Regions from separate parts of the Homo sapiens genome. Here region 2 is linked to region 1. A link is a contact called in ENCODE Hi-C or POLR2A ChIA-PET data. All regions are on one chromosome and are shown on one strand. The core of a region is the stretch at or near the end of the contact, and the rest is flanking DNA. Distances in the headings are between cores, read along the strand shown. Region 1 overlaps LOC124900647 (nascent polypeptide-associated complex subunit alpha, muscle-specific form-like). Region 2 holds the start of FGFRL1 (fibroblast growth factor receptor like 1).

The links. Hi-C counts contacts between places; a loop is a spot of excess contacts on that map. ChIA-PET counts read pairs that join two places held with the same protein, here RNA polymerase II (POLR2A). Pooled maps may share reads with other maps.
Region 2: a loop to region 1 is called in a map of IMR-90, with 4 times the contacts of the local background. The contact joins the promoter of FGFRL1 here to the enhancer-like site in region 1. A Hi-C loop is called at or near these places in 2 of 168 maps with a recorded cell type or tissue (CD8-positive, alpha-beta T cell and IMR-90), 1 of 37 single-sample maps with no recorded cell type and 10 of 50 pooled maps. POLR2A ChIA-PET finds 5 or more read pairs at or near these places in 1 of 52 experiments (activated CD4-positive, alpha-beta T cell).

Annotation. Positions count from the first base shown.
Region 1 is chr4:1,133,323-1,139,005 of GRCh38, forward strand. All of the region lies in intron 1 of LOC124900647 (nascent polypeptide-associated complex subunit alpha, muscle-specific form-like), which reads left to right. Among named protein-coding and RNA genes, the nearest start is that of RNF212, 23 kb to the left of the region's middle. Within about 2 kb of position 2,794, at least 6 of the 41 ENCODE cell types and tissues checked have a DNase peak (open chromatin) inside an H3K27ac peak, as active enhancers do; they include CD8-positive, alpha-beta T cell, where a contact is called at or near this core.
Region 2 is chr4:1,007,193-1,012,875 of GRCh38, forward strand. FGFRL1 (fibroblast growth factor receptor like 1) reads left to right here and starts at 4,434. Exons shown (of 7, transcript NM_001004356.3): 1 at 4,434-4,762; 2 at 5,278-5,372. The coding sequence starts at 5,294. RefSeq lists silencers at 2,257-2,366, 2,617-2,716, 3,007-3,076, 3,907-4,426, 5,106-5,175 and an enhancer at 2,757-3,389.

The DNA.
Region 1 (5,683 bases), core at 1,544-4,043:
TTTTCTGTTTTGTTCATTTTGGCATTTGGTGAGTGTGTAGTCACATCCCAGTGGGCTTTGCTTTATGTTTTTCCTGATGATTAACAAACTCAAGCACCTTCTCATCCACTTCCTGGCCATTCAGGTCTCCTCTCGTGTGAAGCCTCTTAATCTCCTGCCCATTTTTCTATCCTGTGAATACGGGATAGCCCTCTGTGACTGGTTGGTTGTTTTCAATGTAGACATTATGCACATTTACCTTACATTTATTCTTAGATGTGTGTCATTTTTCATCACCAAAGAGAAACGATTGAAAGGGCAGACACTTCCCCCAAGTCAGCATCTTTAGACACCATGAGTATTAGCAAACGGCCTGTGGTAAGGCCAGGTATCAGCAACACTCCTGGGGTGAGAGCACTTTGCCTTGGCCACAGAGAAGACAGTTGCCGTGACTTGGGCCCACAGGGCTGTAGTGGGCACTGCTGATGACCCCTTGCCCGTAAGGTCCCTTCCTGCTCTCTTAGCCACCCCTGGCTTTGGCATGCTTGACTGCAGCTTGTGGCCTTAAAGGAGGCCTTGGGTGCTGGAGCCATACCCTGCACAGAGGACAGGAAGAGCCTGAGTTGAGGTCTGTGCCTCCTCAGCCTGAGCCAGTGCCAACGAATGGGATGTGAGTACAAATGCCCGGCTCCTTTGCCTGGAGGTGGAACAAGCTGTGGCATATCTTATCCAGATTTTATTTTATTACTGTTTTTTGAGACGGCGTCTTGCTCTGTCACCCAGGTTGGAGTGCAGTGGCGCAATCTCGGCTCACTGCAAGCTCCGCCTCCCAGGTTCACGCCATTCTCTTGCCTCAGCCTCCTGAGTAGCTGGTACTACAGGCGCCCACCACCACGCCCGGCTAATTTTTCTTTGTATTTTTAGAGACAGGGTTTCACCATGTTAACCAGGATGGTCTCAATCTCCTGACCTCGTGATCTGCCCACCTCAGCCTCCCAAAGTCCTGGGATTACAGGCGTGAGCCACCGCATCTGGCCCTTACCCAGATTTTTAAAAAATGTTTTTAAAAAGTGTGGTAAAATATACGTAACAGAAAATTTACCATTTTAACCATTTTAAGTATACAATTCAGTGACATTAAGTATAGCCACGTTGTTGTGTAACCATCACTACCATCCATTTCCAGAATGTTCTCATCTTCCTGAGCAGAAAGTCTACCCACTTAAGCAATAACTCCCATCCCCCTGACTCCCAAGAGTCTCTATGTGGCTCTATGGATTTGACTCCTCTAGGTCCCTTACATGTAGTATCATACGGTATTTCTCTTTTTGTGTCTGGCTTATTTCACTTACCATAATATTTCCAAGGTTCATCTGTGTTGTGGCATGTAACAGAATTTCCTTCATTTTATGGCCGAATGATATTCCATTGTATGGATGGACCACATTTGTTTATCCATGCATTTGTTGATGCACACTTTCTGGCTGCTGTGAGCATTGATACATAAGTATCTCAGTCCCGGCTTTTAGTTGTTCTGAGTATGGATCTAGGAGCAGAATTGCTGGATCTGTAGTTATCTCATGCTCCTGGGCTCCTCCAGGGCTTGGGATGAGTCTGGGGTTAACCTGAAATAATGCCCTTGCTTGGCCTCTTCCTCTCCCTTCTCCTGGGAGCATTTCCTTAACAAATCACTTGCACTTGAATCCTTGGCTCAGGGTCTGCTTTGTGGAGCACCCAACCCAAGACAATCCAGAGAGGCGGTGAGGCCTCCCGTGAAGACAGGAGTGCGGTCTGTTTGCCCCAGTGGAATGATGGATGATGACCCCCATTGAACTCGCCCTCGTCTTCCCTGTCTAGTCGCTAAGACTTGTACTTTGAAAAATAGACAAAACTACGGGTGTTTTGCAGAATGCTTGAGATCAGGAGACCCTTTGAAAGGGAGCATCCAGGAGCACATGTTTTCGCTGATTAGTTTTGAATTGTAAACATTTTATGAACAGTCTGCTGCATTATGATCACTGTGCTTCATGGTGATTCTCCCTTTTTAACAGTCCCTGCTTTTTATAAGGGACTAACACATTTTTTTTTTTAAAGTGCACCAAGGACTAGAAAGCAAGTGGCTTTAAAGGCTTTAAAACTAAAACTTGGCCAGACACGGTGTCTCACGCCTGTAATCCCAGCACTTTGGGAGGCCAAGGTGGGCAGATCACCTGAGGTCAGGAGTTTGAGACTAGCCTGGCCAACATGGTGAAACCCTGTCTCTAAAAAAATACAAAAATTAGCTGAGCATGGTGGTACATGCCTGTAATCCCAGCTACTAGGGAGGCTGAGGCAGAAGAATTGCTTGAACCCGGGAGGGGGAGGCTGCAGTGAGCCAAGATTGCACCACTGCACTTTAGCCTGGGTGACAGAGCGAGACTCCGTCTCAAAAGAATAAAAAAACAAAAACAAAAAAACTGAAACTCACTAGGCAGGTGGGAAGAACGTACACAGTTACCCACCACCAGCGTCTTCCCTCCCTGTTCCTCTCATCTCTACCTCTTAAATTTACCATCAAAGTTGCTTTATCCGTTTTTTTTTAATTCAAGACAATTGAATTTATTGTTAAGGGACATTAATAAGAAGGACTAAGAGAAACAAGATAAAAAATACAGAATATATTTGGCTTAGGAATTTCCAAGTAAGTTTACAGGGCAAGGATTTCTTACCCCAGGTTTGTCAGCTGGCACCGTTGGCAGATGCGCAAGCCCTGTATCTTCCCCCTCTCAGTGTCCAGTTGGGGAATGCAGGCCTTTCTCTGCTTCTGAAGCAGCTTCTCTTTCTTTCAGAGAGAGCTTTGAGCCAGAGTCAGAGCCACACCTGCGTCTCTAGTAGTCTTAAGCTACCCAGAGGCCAAGGGGAAGAGAGGGTGGGAACCCACACCGACAGAGCACCTGCAACATGTCAAGGGTGTGCCAAGTGCTCTGCTGCTCCAAGGCTCATGTTATCTTCAGTTTACAGAGAAGGAAACAGACTCAGTCACCCAGCTATTAGGCAATTAAGGTGGATGTCATAGCTTGTGTTTTTGTCGACAAAGCCTGTTTTCTATCCTAAGTAGTCTCGGCTACCTCCACTTGGGGAAGATGGAATATCAATCTCTTGCAGACTATTTTTAGTCCTAATGAGAAAAAACAAACTTTTAGGTAGATTTTGATGACTGGCTCTAAGGTCATCTCTCTATCTCTCTTGAACTTACTTTCTTTTTCTTGTTTTTTGTTTGTTTGTTTGTTTGTTTGTTTAGACAGAGTCTCGCTCTGTTGCTCAGGCTGGAGTGCAGTGGCACCATCTCAGCTCACTGCAGCCTCCACCTCCTAGGTTCAAGCAATTCTCCCACCTCAGCCTCCTGAGTAGCTGGGATTACAGTTGCCCACCACCATGCCTGGCTAATTTTTGCATTTTTAGTAGAGATGGGAGTTTCACCATGATGGCCAGGCTGGTCTCAAACTCCTGACCTCAGGTGATCCACCCACCTCGGCATCCCAAAATGCTGGGATTATAGGCGTGAGCCACTGTGCCTGGCCTCATTCTTCTAAATAAGGTTCATAACAGCTGAGTAGGAAACACCCCCTAAACATCTTTTTGTTATTAAAAGCAACATTGATTTGTGTACCCCTGTAACTCCAGTAATATTTATTTTCTTAAAGTCTATTTTATGCTATCTTTTTGTTCTTATTTGCGTGGTATGTCTTTTTCTATTCTTTTACTTTCAGTCTTTCTGATATTTAAAGTTTTCTTTTGGAAATAGCTGTTCTTTATTTTTTGTTTTTTTAATCTAGTCTGACAATCTTGGTCTTTTAATTGGAGTGTTTTGCCCATTTGCACTTCATATAGTGTAAAATATATTTAGGTTTAAGTCTACCATATTGCTATTTGTTTTTCATTTGTCCTATTTGTTCCTTGTTCCTTTATTCCTTTCTTGCCGTTCTTTGGATTAATCAAGTTTTTTTTTTCCATTTTTCTCTATTAGCATATTAGTTATGCATTCTTTTAGTACAGTATTCTTTTATTGATTACCTTGGTAATAATATGCATCCTTGTTGCGATACCTTCTTCCTTAAATTAGCGTATTTACTACTTGCTGAACATTGCAAGAATCTTTCAGCTGTTTAACTGCGTTTACCTGCCTTCCTCCTTTGTGCTATTGTTGTCGTATATTTTACTGCTACATGTGTTATAAACTCCACAAGTCAATATATGTATATGTTCATTTCCCTTCGACTTGAAGAGCTCCCTTCCATATTTCCTGTAGTACAGATCTGATGGCGAAACAATCTCTTGAGCTTTTGCTTGTGTGAAAATTTTTTTATTTCACTTTCACTTTTGAAGGATATTTTCACTGAGTACCGAAATCTAGAAATCTAGCTTTGTATTTTTTCCTTTATTTTTTAAACTTTATTAGTTTTATTTTATTGTGGCCAGAACACAACATGAGATCTACCCTCTTAACAAAATTTTAAGTGTACATTACAGTATTGTTGACTGTAGGTTTGATGTTGTGTAACAGATCTCTAGAACTTATTTATCTTGCTTAACTGGAACTTTACACTCATTAATTAGTAAATCTTCATTTCTCCCTCCCCCCAGCCCATGACAAACCACCATTTCACTCTTCGATTCTACAAATTTCATTGTTTTAGATACCATATGTAAGTGGAATCTTGCAGTGTTTGTCCTTCTGTGACTGGCTTATTAGCATAGTGTCCTCAAGGTTCATCCATGTTGCTTAAGATTGCACAATTTCCTTATTTCTTAAGGCTAAATAATATTCTATTGTATGACTATACCGTATGTTCTTTACTCATTTGTCCATCAATGGACATATAGGTTGCTTCTACATTTTGACTATTGTAAATAGTGCTGTTATGAAAATGGGGTGCTAATATCTCTTTGACATCTTGATTTCAATTATTTTGGGTAAATACCCAGAAGTGGGGTTGCTAGATCATATGAGGTTCTAGTTTTAGTTTTAGTGTTTTTTTGGTTTGGTTTTGTTTTTGTTTGTTTGTTTGTTTTTTGAGACGGAGTCTAGCTCTGTCGCCCAGGCTGGAGGGCAGTGGCGCAACCTTGGTTTACTGCAACCTCCACCTCCCAGGTTCAAGCAGTTCTCTGCCTCAGCCTCCCACCAGCATGCCCAGCTAATTTTTGTATTTTTTAGTAAAGACAGGGTTTCACCATCTTGGCCAGGCTGGTCTTGAACTCCTGACTTCATGATCCACCCGCCTCGGCTTCCCAAAGTGCTGGGATTACAGGTGTGAGCCACCACACCCGGCCAGTTTTAGTGTTTTGAGGAACGTCCATTCTGTTTTCCACAGCAGCTGCACCCACTTTGCTTTCCCACCAGCAGTGCACAAGCGTTCCAGTGTCTCCACATTCTCACCAATACTTGTTTTTTTTTTTTTTTAAATAGCCATCCTGACAGATATGAGGTGATGTTTCATTGCTTTGATTTGCATTTCCTTCATGGCATTGAGATTTTTTCATACACCTGCTGGTCATTTGAATATCTTGTTTAGAGAAATGTCTATTTAAGTCCTTAGCCCACTTTCAGATTGGGTTATTGGGTTTTTTGCTATTGAGTTGTAGGCATTCCTTATATATTTTAGAGCTTAGCCCCTTGTCAGGTAGACATGGTTTGCAAATATTTTCTCCCATTGCATGGGTTACC
Region 2 (5,683 bases), core at 3,184-5,683, 120 kb before region 1:
AGACGGAGTCTTGCTCTGTCACCCAGGCTGGAGTGCAGTGGTGTGATCTGGGCTCACTGCAACCTTCGCCTCTTGGGTTCAAGTGATTCTGCTGTCTCAGCCTCCTGAGTAGCTGGGACTACAGGAACACGCCACCACACCCAGCTAAGTTTTCTATTTTTAGTAGAGATGGGGTTTCACCATGTTGGCCAGGCTGGTCTTGAACTCCTGACCTCAGGTGATCCACCTGCCTTGGTCTCCCAAAGTGCTGGGATTATAGGTGTGAGCCACGGCGCCCAGCCACACTGATCCTTTCTTTTGCAGTGTTCCATTAATCCCATCTCGTGTATTATTTCTCTGACACTACTTTTCATCCCCAGAAGTACGATTTGAGGCTTTTTTCCCCGTCTTTACTTAACATATTGTCTTTCCTTTCCTCCAGCATCTTGAACATATGGAACATGGTCACAGCATAAGCATGTGTGTGCTGTCCTCTACTTGCCCTGTCACCTCCAGCATCTTGAACATATGGAACATGGTCACAGCATAAGCATGTGTGTGCTGTCCTCTACTTGCCCTGTCACCTCCAGCATCTTGAACATATGGAACATGGTCACAGCATAAGCATGTGTGTGCTGTCCTCTACTTGCCCTGTCACCTCCAGCATCTTGAACATATGGAACATGGTCACAGCATAAGCATGTGTGTGCTCTCCTCTACTTGCCCTGTCACCTTTGTCATTTCCAGGTCAGTTACTACAACCTCCACCTCCCGGATTCAAGTGATTCTCCTGCCTCAGCCTTCTGAGTAACTGGGGCTACAGGTTGCCTGCCACCACGCCTGGCTAGTTTTTTTATTTTTAGTAGAGATGGGGTTTCACCATGTTGTCCAGGCTGGTTGTGAACTTCTGGTCTGAAGTGATTCGCCCTCCTCGGCCTCCCAGAGTGCTGGGATTACAGGCGTGAGCCACTGTGCCCGGCCCCAGGTCAATTTTGATTGATTTTTCCCATCTCTCCATATGGGTCATAATGTCCTGCCTCTTTTCATGCCTGTTTTTTTGTTTTTTGTTTTTCCCGGATATTCAATATTTTGTATTCTACCTTGTTTGGTGCTGGATATTTTTGTAAACCTATACATATCTTTGCATTTGTTTCTCGAATGTGATCAAGTTACTTGGAAACTGTGTGGTCCTTTTTTTTCAGGCAGGGTCTCACTGTGTCGCACGGGCTGGAGTGTAGTGGTGTGATCTTGGCTCTCTGCAGTCTCGGCCCCCTGGGCTCAAGTGATTCTCCCACCTCAGCCTCCCCAATAGCTGGGGCCACAGGCACGCATCACCACATTGGCGACTTTTTGGATTTTTGTAGAGATGGGGTTTCACCGTGTTGCTCAGGCTAGTCTCGACCTCCTGGGCTCAACTGGTCTGCCTGCCTTGGCTTCCCAAAGTTCTGGGATTACAGGTGTGAGCCCCCACATCTGGCTCTGGGTCTTCTTATTCAGTGGTGTTTGGTGGGACCTGAACTGTATTTAGTCTCGTGTTGATGCTTCCCTACTACGGGGTGAGAACTTCTTCCTGCTCTAACGATGCTTCCCCACTCTGGCTGCTGAGCACAGGCACTATTCCCAGCCCTGCATGGGCTCTGATCCTGGGTGGGTCTTTCCCTGGCCTTGAGTGTTTTCTTCACGCTCCTGCACTGATCTGTGCTTAGCTGAAGCCTCCAGGCAGACCCTCTGTGGGTGTCTGGGCTTCTCGGTGCAGCCCCCTCCTCTCCAGCACTCTGGAGCACCTGTGAACTCCAGCCCCTGCCTGGCCACCTCTGTCTTCCCAGTTGAGGGAGACGCCGGTGGCTGCCTGGGTTTTCTCTGCACCGGCCTGGGCAGTGGGCGGGACTGTCCTCGCTGCCGGGTCGCTTCCCCTCTCTCCAGCACCACGGTCCTCGGTTTCGTGAGCCCAGTGCCTTACGTGCTGTTTTCACACCTATTTTTTTGGTTGCTGCAGCTGAGAGTGTGTAAGTCACTGTTACTGCATCTCCATTCTCTGCCAAGCCTCCTCCACCCGCCTGTCCTTGTCAGTCCCTACACCTGCTGTTCCTGAGATGCCGCCTCTGTGAGGCCTGCCCGGCTCTCCCCCAGTCCTGCCTCTTCTGCCCCGGGGCAGGTGCTGTCGCGGGCAAGCGAGGATCCGTGCTAGCGAACCTGCGCGCCTGGGGCTCACCGGGGCTGGGTAGGTGGCTACAAGAACCTGTCTTCCCGCGGTCACCCCATGGGGTTGGCTGAGGATGGGGCCTGAGACCCCGAGGGTGGCTGACCGCCCCGTTTCAGTTTTAAGGGGCAGGACGTGCTTGCGCCGGCCCCTCGGCTCCGCGCTGCCTGACCCGAAGGGCCGTGGGAGCGGGGAGGGCCCAGTCCCTGTTCCGGGGGTGGGCGAGGGGCGGGGGGCTGCCTGAGGACGGGGCCTGGGCCGGCCGCGGGCTGGGACGTGGCGGGCGGGGCGGGGCGGGGCGGGGCGGGGCGGGGCGAGGAGACGAGGAAAAACGCCTCGGGAGCTGCCGCGCCGGCGCCGCCGCCACCGCCAGAGGGCAGCGCGTGCCGGCGCGGGAGGCCCGGGCCCCGCCCCCGCCCGGCCAGGCCCCGCCCCCTCCCCGTCCCCGCCCCTGTCCGCCTCGGGCCCCGCCCCGTCTGCCGCTCCGCCCCTGGCCCCGCCCCCCGTCCCGGCCCCGCCCGCCAGGGGCCGCGACGCTGCCCGTGCCCCTCCCACTGCCCGCTCATTCGGGGGCCGGCACCTGCCGGCCTGTCCGCTCCCTGCTTATACTTTGCACGCTCGCAGCCACGTTTCCGCACACCTGTCCCCTTTCCACGCACCTGTGTCCGGCAGCCCGCACATCTGTGGGAGCGCTGCCTCCTCGCCAGCTGTCCGGGAAGTTCAGCGCCGCTCTCCCACGGGCGTGAGACCGCCCCACCCACCTGTCCGTGACTGCAGCTCCGGCCGGGAGGGCGGCAGGTGGGCCCCGGCGCTGCTGGCTCCTTGTGGGACAGGGCCGCGGCGGCGGCGCAGGACGTTCTCCCGCCGGGAGGACCACGCGGCGGTCCCTGGACCCTTCCCCGGGTGCACAGCGGCGGCTGCGCCAGCGGGGGCAGGATGGGCCGTCCGAGCGCACCTCCATCCGCCCTCGCGACGCCCACGCTGGCCCAGACGCGGGATTTGGGGTGGAGGACGCTGGGCTGGGAACCAGCACCTTGGGACGGCCGGGTAGTTCGGGCCTTGAGGAGTCCCACACCCTGACAGCTGGCGCCCCCCACGCCCCGCCTAGCTCTCCTCGGCCTGGGGACACCGGCTGCCAGGCCTCTCCAGTTTCAGCCTTTCCTGGGAGGACTTCCTGGAAGAGGGGGCTTCAGGCCCCAGAAAGAGAGGCTGCTCTGGGGGATGGAGGAGGTGCTGGGATGGTGACTCCGCGGAGTCGAGGGTGTGAGGCGGGATGTGGGCAGGCCGTGAGGTTTGTGTTGCAAGACTGGGAGGCAGGATGAGGGGAGGCCATGGGGCGGCTGGAGGTGCGGCCTGGGAGCCCTGCGTGCTGGGCCCTGGGCAGGGACGGCAGGCGAGGCGTGTGGAGGAAGAGCCGCGAAGAGCTGGGCGCTGTCTTCTCCACGCCTCCGTTTCTTCATCTGCTCCTGGGGCCGCCTGCCCGGTAGCGGAGATTGAATCGCATGTTGACGTCTATTACGATGATTAATGTTCTTGTCATTCCCGTCACTAGCAGGTGAGAGGCTGGGAGGCCTCAGGTGGGAACATACCTTTGGCCAAAGGCACCAGGTAACCCGAACGCCCCGGGGAGGACCCCTGCCTGCATCGCCGCGGCCGTCCCCCCCTACCCCGTCCCCAGCAGCTCCGGCTGGGCGAGGCCCTGCTTCTCCCTTCTGCTCCCGAAGACCCCCCGGGGCGCAGACCTGGAAGCCTCGAAGCTCCCGCGGCCGTCCAGTCCGCCCCCTTCTGAGCAACCAGAGAGCGGTCTGGGCCCGGCCCGGGGCTGCGCAGAGGTCAGACTGCCGCGGGCAGGGCCGGAGCCTGCTCTGGGGGTCGCGGAGGTGTCTCGAGAGTTGAGGACCCGACCCGGGCGCGCGCGGGCGCAGGTATGGGGAGGGCGCGGCGGCTCCTGGCCGGTCCTAGGAGCCTGCGGGGACCAAGGGCGCGCGGGCGGGGCCGGGGGCGCGGCGAGGCTCGGGTTGGGGCGGGGCGGGGGCGGGGGCGGGGCCGGACCCGGGGAAGCCGCCCGCCCGCGGGGACGTCCGCACCGCGAGGGTTAAGGCCGGGAGCCCGGCGGGGCGGGGGCGGTGTGCGCGCGCGGATTGGGGAAAAGTTTGGCGGCGGGGCGGGGCACGGGGGAGGGCTGACGCGCGCGGATTGGCCGGAAGTTGTGCCGGGGGCGGGTCGGGGGTCCGGGCTCGGCGCTCGCTCCGGGAGAGTTGACAAAGCCCCGCAGGGAAGGACGCCTCGCGGCGCGGCGCCCCGGGCCCCTCGCCCCGCCGCCCCGGGATCCCGGCCCCGGCCCCCGGCCCCGCGGACTCGCCCCCGCCGCCTGCCCGGTCCGGGACCCCGCGCCCCGAGCGCCCGAGCCCGGACCCCGACCCGGCCCGAGCCGCCCGCGCCCAGGTAGCGCCGCCCCGCCCCGAGACCGGGCCCGGGGGCGCGGGGCGGCGGGATGCGGCGCCCGGGGCGGCGATGACCGCGGAGCGCACGCCGCGGGCCCGGCCCTGACCCCGCCGCCCGCCCGCTGAGCCCCCCGCCGAGGTGAGCCCCCCGCGCGCGCGGCCGCGACCCCAGGTGGGCACACGGGGGAGGGCGGGGGTCCGGGGCGGGGGCGGGGAGGGGCGGGTTCGGGGCCCCAGCTGGGCACGGGTCATGCGCGCCGCCGCCGCTCCTGCGGGCCCCCGGCCTGCCCCGCCCCCGCCCCCGCGCCCCACGTGGGCCCCCCCCAGCGCAAATTTGTCCGCTAATGGCGCAGGCGATTATCTGCGGGGCGCTGAGTGTTGTGTGTCCTGCGGGCAGGGCCGGAGTTACAAGCGCCAGGAATCCAGACGGTGTTTGGAGAGGGGGGGCGGCGGGGGAGCCCGGTAATTAGTGTAAACCCTTTGTCTGCCTTTGATACCCACAGCTTCTCCCCGCTGCGGCTTCCTCCGCCTGGAGCGCGGGCGGGGAGGGCCTGTGGGGAGGGCGGCCAGACCCCTGATCCCCGCGGCCCGGGACCGGGGAGGGCGGTATCTCCCAGTTCCACGTGTTAGTGACGGCGCCCCCAATGTCCCCAGGTCCGGACAGGCCGAGATGACGCCGAGCCCCCTGTTGCTGCTCCTGCTGCCGCCGCTGCTGCTGGGGGCCTTCCCGCCGGCCGCCGCCGCCCGAGGTGAGTTCTGGCGCCCAGCCCGGCCAGCCTGGCCTCCGCCAGCGCCGCCCCCTTCCCGCCCGGCCCTGAACCCTGCCACAGTGCCCGCCTGGCACGCGCCATGCCCCGCCCCTGCCGCCCCGCTCGCCAGGCCCCCTTCCTTCCAGGGCCCCCTCACCCATGGGCTGTCCACAGCACCCACCGGGGCTCCCCTAGCTGGCTGGAGGGGTTCCCCTCATGCGTGCTTGCTGGCCAGGTGGGCTTTAGTCCTGGCTCCCCAGGACATGCTCCTGGTCTTGCAAACACTTTCATACTCGTACCTGCAGTCCAGG